2 separate regions of the Homo sapiens genome follow, and region 1 is linked to region 2. Evidence: chromatin contacts called from ENCODE Hi-C data. All regions are on one chromosome and are shown on one strand. Each heading gives the region's core, a stretch centred on a gene start or an enhancer-like site at or near the end of the contact. The rest is flanking DNA. Distances are from core to core; before and after follow the strand shown. Region 1 holds the start of SPCS3 (signal peptidase complex subunit 3). Region 2 holds the start of CLCN3 (chloride voltage-gated channel 3).

The links. Hi-C counts contacts between places; a loop is a spot of excess contacts on that map. Pooled maps may share reads with other maps.
Region 1: a pooled map shows a loop between it and region 2 (9-fold over the local background). The contact joins the promoter of SPCS3 here to the promoter of CLCN3 in region 2. A Hi-C loop is called at or near these places in 2 of 37 single-sample maps with no recorded cell type and 9 of 50 pooled maps.

The regions. Positions count from the first base shown.
Region 1 is chr4:176,318,510-176,323,205 of GRCh38, forward strand. It overlaps SPCS3 (signal peptidase complex subunit 3), which reads left to right and starts at 1,457. Exons shown (of 5, transcript NM_021928.4): 1 at 1,457-1,710; 2 at 3,661-3,734. The coding sequence starts at 1,568. SPCS3-AS1 (SPCS3 antisense RNA 1) reads right to left here and starts at 2,001. Exons shown (of 4, transcript NR_186171.1): 1 at 1,636-2,001. RefSeq lists an enhancer at 1,268-1,768 and silencers at 1,751-1,870, 1,991-2,060, 2,091-2,170.
Region 2 is chr4:169,618,318-169,622,729 of GRCh38, forward strand. CLCN3 (chloride voltage-gated channel 3) reads left to right here and starts at 2,261. Exons shown (of 13, transcript NM_001829.4): 1 at 2,261-2,746. RefSeq lists enhancers at 1,439-1,508, 2,069-2,118, 2,189-2,418, 2,609-2,718.

The DNA.
Region 1 (4,696 bases), core at 207-2,706, 6.7 Mb after region 2:
ATTTTTTTGTTTTACATTTCAGATTTGTTTTTATTTTATTAACTCTACCTGATTATATACTTTTGAGTGTAGAAAGTGATCAGTACAATCTCTGTATCACTTGCAGTATAGATGGCATTCAATAAAAATCCTTTTTTTTCTTTTTTTGTTAACAAACTGTGCCAGCCTGGAAGTTAAAAACTAAGATTTTAAACGCAACTAAGGATCTCTCTTTAGTCTCTATTTTATCGATTTTTCATTAGTTGGCTCTATTTGAGCAGGGAGTCTGCCTTATTAGTGCTGTATTCTCAAGGCTTAGAACTATTCCTGGTACACGGTAGGCACTTGGTAATAATCCTACCTGTATGGCTATACAAAAATTAATTGAATGGTCATGAATAATGCAAAGAAGCAAAAGCTTAACAAGAGACAACATAAGCCAGTATCAAGATCAGATGTTCACAGTTTTCTGGTTTGTTCCTGATCACATTCCAGGACAGATATTTTTGTTTGGTTTATGGACTGAAATTTTTAAAAAAAATTTATTTCAGCAGACCCTGAATCCATTTTTATAAAAACCCTTAGCTGTGAAAGGAACAAAGGTTTTGGCAGATAGTATAATCAGAGTCAGGATTGGCTCGGTTTGAACCCTAATGCCCTTCAGGATATTGAAAATGTGATAAAATAATTGCATTATTTATTAATGACCCAACGAAATTCTTATACATTATGCTGTAGAGCAATTCCGCAGCCATTATCTTCTTTGCTCCTAAGAACCCAGAAAGGTTATCCTTTTATTTATCAGAAATCACCATGTTAAAATGCAAATACTTAGGATCGGTAGCCTCAACCCTTATCTTCTAAAACATCTTTAGCTATCCATACAAAGCAAAGCATTAATAGGAATTGGACTGACGTTGGAGGTGGAAATACTGATGCACGTGACAGCTTTAAGGACTTGGGCGGCTAATTCCCCACTCCCCACTGCTCCTCAGATCCTCCAAAAAAAGCTCAAGTCCTAACTTTGACCAGGTTTGACAAAGAAGGGAGAGGACCAGGCGTTTTGTAAAGTGCTGCTTCCAAACGCCACCCGTCAGGACAGATTCTAAACCACCTTAACTTGCTGCCGGTTTCAAGTGAAAATAAATGGTACATAAGTAATCAAGAAGTCGCAGTCCCAGACCTCTGACCAAAGAACCGAAAAAGGACAGCGAACGACCGGTTCCCAATTCTCTGAACCCAAAGGTCGGAGAAGCAATTTAGAAGAGGAGGGGGTGGGTCTTCCACAACAAACCCCGCCCCTCCCTCACTCGTCGCTGATTGGTGGCGGCGTTAGGCCGCGACGGAGGGGCGGGCCCGCGGCTGAGTCTCTCCCTTTCCGCGCCGCCCCGTGCGCGCTGTGGGTGTGTTTCGGGAAGCGGGCGCGCGCGCGCTCGCGTCGGAGGACCGGAAAGGAGGCGGGGCTGCGGCGGCGCGCGCTCCCGGAACGCGCGCACCGCAGACGGCGCGGATCGCAGGGAGCCGGTCCGCCGCCGGAACGGGAGCCTGGGTGTGCGTGTGGAGTCCGGACTCGTGGGAGACGATCGCGATGAACACGGTGCTGTCGCGGGCGAACTCACTGTTCGCCTTCTCGCTGAGCGTGATGGCGGCGCTCACCTTCGGCTGCTTCATCACCACCGCCTTCAAAGACAGGAGCGTCCCGGTGCGGCTGCACGTCTCGCGGATCATGCTGTGAGTGAGGCCGGGCCGGCGGTGCAGGACGCCGGGACCGGGCTGGGGCGGAAGCCGAAGCCGGGCCGCCGCGCCGGGGCTGCCGTGCCGGGGCCGCGGGCAGGGCGTCCGGATCGCCCTCCTGAGCGGCAGTTCGCCCCCGAGGGCGGTCGTCAGGGGTGGACGTCGCAGGCTTTTCCGGCGTCCCCTCGGAACTTGCACCCCTCCACCGTAAATTCCCGGGCTTGCTCTTAAATTTTAATTTTGAGCGTTCCTCAGGTCGGTGCCTCCGCTTGCTTCCTGTTCCTCACTTCCCTCCACCCACGCCTGGCCAATGAGGGAGCAACACAACAGCAGAGCCGGCGCCGCCGCCCGCCTGGGCTGGCGCCTCCCGCGCGTCCGGTGCCGCTCGTGGTCCGCATGCGAGGCCCTCCAGGCGCTGCCGCCGCGCTCTGGGTCGGGCTTCCGTGGGGTTTCCTGGCGGCTCTGGAGGCCACAGGACGGGGTTGTCTTTGTGTCATTCATCACCCGAGTTTGCCCTGTTTGACATTCCCTTTACAGTTGTTGCCTTTGCACCTTCAGAAGGCAGTAAACAGTTGGAGCTGCTTTGAAGTTGGCCAGAGATGTTGGGCACTGAGAGAATTAAGCATCTTAGCCTTCTGATACAGCGAGATTTTTGTTTTGTTGGGTTTCTTTATTTCTTTTTCTTTTGCCAACCACTTGAAGAAGTCTGCGAAAACGCCAAAAAATGCAGTTCGAAATGACAGTGCCATTTCGCTATTGCCTATTTTGTCCTTGATTTTATTCTCTGGCACTTTTGTCTTTAATCGTCGTATTTTTCCATCTCTTGTTCTCATACCCTTCTACTCTATTTCCGTCTTACACAAGTTCTTTAACCTTAGTTTATTTCTTTGTCAGAATCGCCAAGAAGCCAGTTATCAAATAGCGAGCCTTCTCCCCCCACCTTTTTTTTTTTTTTTTAAATTACTGTACTGATGTTTGTTAGATATTGTTCGAATAGACCTGGGGTGGACATCAGCACTGCCATTGTCAGCCCTGTGAGGGTTAGAAGAGCTTGGTGCATATTAAACACTGAACAGATGTTAGCTGTTGTTGTCTTGAGCAAGTTTTCTTACCATTCTGGGCCTTAATTTCTTTTTGTTTAAGATGGAAGTAATACCTAATTTTTAGGTTGTGAGAATTATTTGAAATGTGAAAAATATTGTCAGTGGGTCTGAGCCGTAGTAAACAGTAAATAGCAGCTGGTTACAGTAGTATCCCCTTAATGGGGTAGGTATACGTTCCAAGACCCCCAGTGGATGGCTGAAACCACGGATAGCACCAAACCCTATATATACTTGGTTTTTTCCTATACCGTACATACATACCTACCTATGATAAAACTTACAAGTTAAGCACAATAAGAGATTAACAATAACATAATAGAACTGTAACAATATACTATAATAAAAGTTATGTGAATATGATCTCTTTCCCCTTCTCTCAAAATAACTTATTTTACTGGACTCACCTATTTTCACACCAGATTGACCGCGGATAATTGAAACCGGAAAGTGAAACCTCGGATAAGGGGGTGATTACTGTATCACCCTTTAATATGCCATCTGTTAGTATTCGTATCACCTTGTAGTCATGTGTAGCTTTCTTCTACCCATTCTGCAAAATTGCTTTACATCAAGTATTTACTATTCTTTTTAGCAGTTTTTATCCCCTTCTGAGTTTTGTTAGGGATTCTCTTGAGGTATATGCAATTAGCTGAAGACCTACTTTAATATTGGATTAGAATGTTTCTCCTGTTTTCACACTTACAGGTTTCTCTGGTGTTTACTCGTTTCTTTGTGGAATTGCAGTTTCACCTATGCACACACCTGTATTCTTTCTCTTTAAGAAGTTACGTGAATTGTGTATGTTCTGTTGGAAGGATGGTAAAACTTTTATCTTTATTCCTAGAAAAAATGTAGAAGATTTCACTGGACCTAGAGAAAGAAGTGATCTGGGATTTATCACATTTGATATAACTGCTGATATCCTTTAAGAAAATATTTCGTTGCGTTTTCTGTAGTTTTATAATGAGATATGTGTTGTTTAATGATTTGGGATACAGTGTGACTATCTCATTGAATCAGCCAAACCTTGGAAATTCCGCCTTTTTCATCAGTAAAATAATGTTAATACCTCCCCATGACACTTGGAGAAAACTTCATAGATTCATGAGTAGTTGTGTGAACATACTTTAAATTCTTAACCGAAACATTAAATTGATTGAAAACTACATAAGAAAGTTTGAATCTGTATTTTAGAAAGAAAAAATAAAATTAGATCATTTGGATAAGAAGGAAAAATATTACCAATGCTCAGCCTGCCTGTGAATATTTCATGTACAATTTCAAATAATATATCCATATTTTATTATAGCAGAGAGAAACATATGTTTAAAAAGTGAATTACGTGTGTTATGATTTGAAAAGGTCATATCAAAATTATTGGTAACCTGTGGTTGCTTTTTGCCGTCATAACTCTTTTTATAAGGACTTTTATAAAAGTCAGAAAATATTAACAATTATAAGAGTTTCTTTGGTGGTGATATTTAAATATTTTCTCTTGAGATTGAGTTTCTATCTTTTGACAACTCTGATCATTTTGGCCAGGCTAGTCTTTTTTAGGGTCTTTCTTAGGTTAATATCTTGGCAATGTTCTCTGCCATTTCTAGCCTGATTTCATCTGCCTTTTTAATACCCCGTGATTTAAATGGTTGTGGAGATTGAACGATCTGAACTTGTGTGAAAGTACCTGTCTGAACAGTTAAAGCTGATCATATACTTGGGGAATTTATCTAATTTGCCTTTCTATGACCATGAAATTTACTTTTAGCTTAAGTTTTGGTAATTATTGGATTTAGAAATAGGCTAAGAATTAGTTCTGTAGGTACCTTTTTAGGAAATAGAGTGTACCATCGGAAGAGTCTTATGCTGAATTTCATGTGTAT
Region 2 (4,412 bases), core at 1,011-3,510:
CTAAGAAGTTCCTTCTTAATCACTCCCACTAAAATAAGGGATGTGGTAAGAATGCCAATCAATCAGCATCCTTTCTGTAGTATTTACCACGATGGAATGAGATCAGGCTGAAAGTATTCACATTAGGGCACTTAAAATGTACCAAAGATCTGGCTATGGTGCTTACCCTGTGTTTCCTCCCACCAGTCTGTTGAACAGGAAGTTCAACATCACCAGATTCTCTGACAAAAACACCAGAGGAATTACAGAGAACGTTTTTTCCCAGATGCGATCTATTGTTTTATCACCAAGCAATCACATACCACATTGTTTAAATATATTGCCCCATATGTAACACAGTGTTTCTGACTGAGCACCTTGGATCAACTGGGAAGAGTTAAACACAGGAATGCTTAGGTCCAACATTGAAACAATTAAGACAGGATTTCTGGGAGTGGGACCTAAGCAAGGATATTTTTCTGAAGCTCCCTAGATGGCTCTGATGCAAAGTGAAGATTGAGAACTACTGGTGCGATGATTATGTATGCCAGAGACCATGACTTTAAGTTCTTATAAAGGAATAAGGTAGTACATAATAGGGATAATATTACAAAAAACCAAACGTACAAATAGACTTGTTCTTGCACACTTAAGAGAGATCCTTGGAACAATCCTCCATTAAGAAACTACGACACTACCATGAAATAATTTTTCATCCTTATAGAAAGCAGGTAAGATTGACTAATAGACCACAACTACTGTCTACATTCTCAAAATCCATGTGCCTTTCCAAAATTAGCTACGTAACTACAGTGAGAGAGAAAAAAAAATGTGAGTAAATGTCTTGTGAAAAATTCCACTTGGTTTGGAAAAATTTTTGCCTGCTTTTCCACATTTTCTAAGAAGAATCTAAAGATCTTGGCCAACAGTGTCCCAGGTAAGAGAAAATCGTGCTTGGGTATTTCCATAGTTCTACAAACTCTACCTGGATAAAAGTAATGAAAGAGGTCCTAAGAAGCTTGACCGCACTGTGATCACCACCATGGGCACTATACCAGCTCTGAAGCCCAGAACTGTCTTTGAGAATATTCAATGCTGCCCTAGAAGAAATAGGAGAACAAAACTCACGTGTTCCTAGCCTGCAAAACAGTCGGTGGAGCACGTATATGTAAAAATAGAAAAGGCTGGCAAGACCAGGTCATATTTAATATTCATGAGGCACAAGATATACAACACGCACTTAATATTCATTAATCAGTATATATTCATAATATACTAAATATACAGGAGATATTAAACGTTCACGGGTCTTAATTCTGCCACCCAGTGGAGACACTCAAAAGTGATCTCGCCAAAGAAATGCAAAACCTGTACCTGCCCACCAGGCTATTAGCATGCTACTGCTGTGGCCACCATTCTTTCACTGCATCGCCCTGCCCTGCATCGGAATATAGCACCTTGAACACGGGATCAGGTTTACTGAATTCTGTGACCCACGCTGGGAGCTCAATAAATGTTTGCTAAACGGAAATGAACCCAATTCAGACCGTGTAGAAACCCCAGATTATATCTTTTCTCCAAACATTCAATTTCCAAGCAGTATTTTTGAAAATGCGTGATGGCTAAATTCGAGTTATCCTTTTTGTATGTATGTTAGGCACACAACCGGCGATGACATACAAGGCGAGGTGACACCACTGCACTCCCAGCCCGCACGTCACCTATAAGCACAGGGGGCTTTTGGTGCTGGTTTATTTTTGAAGGCTGGTACTTCTCTTCGATCTAAGTTTTAGGAACCTGTGCTCGTCGACGGCTGCCAATACTTTTTATTTTCAAGGCTGACGCTCGCCAGAGTTTCACAAGCTGCTCCCGGACGCTGTGGTCTCTCGCTAGAGTGGATCCGAACTCTGCGTGACGCTGGGAACGGCCAGCGTCTGTTGCCTCACGAAAACATCTCCCACAAGGTGGCCGCCTCGCGCGAGGTCAGCAGCAGGGCAAACAGGGATGCGTGAGTGACTGACGTGAGCTAATCGCTAATGACAGGCTTCACAGCCCCGGCGGCCCTCAGAGCCAGGCACCTCGCACCCCTCCTCCTCCTCGAGACCCAGTCCCGGCCCGCCCACCGTTCCCACGCCGCCCAATAGGCGCCGACGCTACTCAGCGAGTGGCCGGAGGAGGAGGTGTTGGGACGGCCGGACGCTGAACGGCCGTTCACGTCAACGTAGTGACGTCACGCGTCGACGCTGGGGCGTACCTTTCGGGCTCCTGACTCCTGCCGCTTCTCTTCCCCTTCCGTGGGTCAGGGCCGGTCCGGTCCGGAACCTGCAGCCCCTTTCCCAGTGTTCTAGTTCGCCCGTGACCCGGAATAATGAGCAAGGAGGGTGTGGTGGGTTGAAAGCCATCCTACTTTACTCCCGAGTTAGAGCATGGATTCAGTTTTAGTCTTAAGGGGGAAGTGAGATTGGAGATTTTTATTTTTAATTTTGGGCAGAAGCAGGTTGACTCTAGGGATCTCCAGAGCGAGAGGATTTAACTTCATGTTGCTCCCGTGTTTGAAGGAGGACAATAAAAGTCCCACCGGGCAAAATTTTCGTAACCTCTGCGGTAGAAAACGTCAGGTATCTTTTAAATCGCGATAGTTTTCGCTGTGTCAGGCTTTCTTCGGTGGAGCTCCGAGGGTAGCTAGGTTCTAGGTTTGAAACAGATGCAGAATCCAAAGGCAGCGCAAAAAACAGCCACCGATTTTGCTATGTCTCTGAGCTGCGAGGTGAGTTGCATTGTATGAGCGAAGAGTTGTCAGCTCTCCTGTTCACAGATTTTGGGTCAACTGTGAGGCCACAGCGCTCATCTTGGTTTCTCTTACAATGTACCTACATAATGTTGAAAGGTACATCGTGAATTGGGATGCTAACCCATCCTGATTAGGTATATACCCTCAGACATTCTTTAAAATTTCACACATCTGCTTCAGGAACCGTCGAAGGACCTCTGAATAAAATGGAAGTGGGTTCCAGGAGAAGATTAACTTTAAACTTAGAGGAGTGGGTTTTACTTTCGCTAAATTTTCCCCAATTTAAAAATAATATTCAGTTTTTCTATCTTTAGATATATATGTATGTAAAATATTTTTTGTGTATATATATTTGTGGTTTGATCTTAAACTTGACCAGAAACTGCCTTAGAATCTCAGAAATTGACTTTGCATGTGGTATGCTTTGTTTGTATGGCATTTTAAAACTGCGGAGCATATAGAAGATAATTACATATGCATTGTGCATATTAGAAACTGAGATTTCTGTTTCCTTTAGAAAGAAATTCCTGTTCATGGAATTGAATCAACAGCGACCATACCTTTTACACAGATATATAATTCAAAAGTTCAGTTCTACAAACGTAAACTTTTGGAGCTATGCAGTTCAGTTACTGCAGCATCATTGTGGCTTGTATAATTGTTGAATCTTTCCAGAAATGCTTTTACTTTCATCTTTAAAGAGTTAATTTAGAAGATTTTTTTTTATGAGGTCGGTATGGAAATAACTGCGTCCCTTTGTGAGTCACTACAAAATAATATTTGTTCAGTTCAGGAGTACATATGGGAGTTAAAGTGCTTGTGTATAAATTGTTGACTTTCATCTTAAAAGGTGCTGCTGCTATTCAGTGTCTTGTTCTATAATATGGCTTTAAAAACCATGTGTGTGACCTACAGATATTTTCTCAACTTGAATATGCGTATATGGCCTCTGGTTAATACAGACAGCCACTGTTGGCAGAATTCATCACAGATTGCATACCCTTCCCACCCCTTACTCCCCTCAGCACCTCGAAAACTTTGCTGCTTTACTTGAATGATGAGTCACATTATTTTAAGAAGTCAATATGAATGTATAGTACCTACATTTTTACTTGGAAATTGTACTTCAGTATGTGTTATCAGTCATACATAGCTCATTAAGAATGTAAATATTTAAACTACTTTTGGATAGATGTGGTTCAGGGGAACAGATTTGTTGATGTTGTGGGTTTGTGTTAGTAAATTGGCTATTTTCCAGGTCATGTTAGTGGTAGGCTTTCCATTTCCTGTTGTGACATGTTGGTCATAATTTTCAGACGGCTCAGGAAGCCAGATTTGATCTCTGTGGTGGGTCTTATATCAAAGCAGTATCCTGTGGGGTTTGGCCACTATCGCTGTTTTGTAGAACTTCCAACTTAGTTTGGTAGTCAAACTTGTCAGCAGTGATCTAAAATGTATAATATTTTATAATAAGTGTTAATATTTGTTGAATGCATTCTGTGTTTTCAGGCTCTTTTCCAAGTAATTTTTGTGAATTATCTCAATTTTCACACTAACCCCACGAAGTAGGTACTTTCACTAATCCCGTTTTACATTCGTAGAAACTGAGGCACAGAAAATTTAACTAACTTGCCCTACAGTA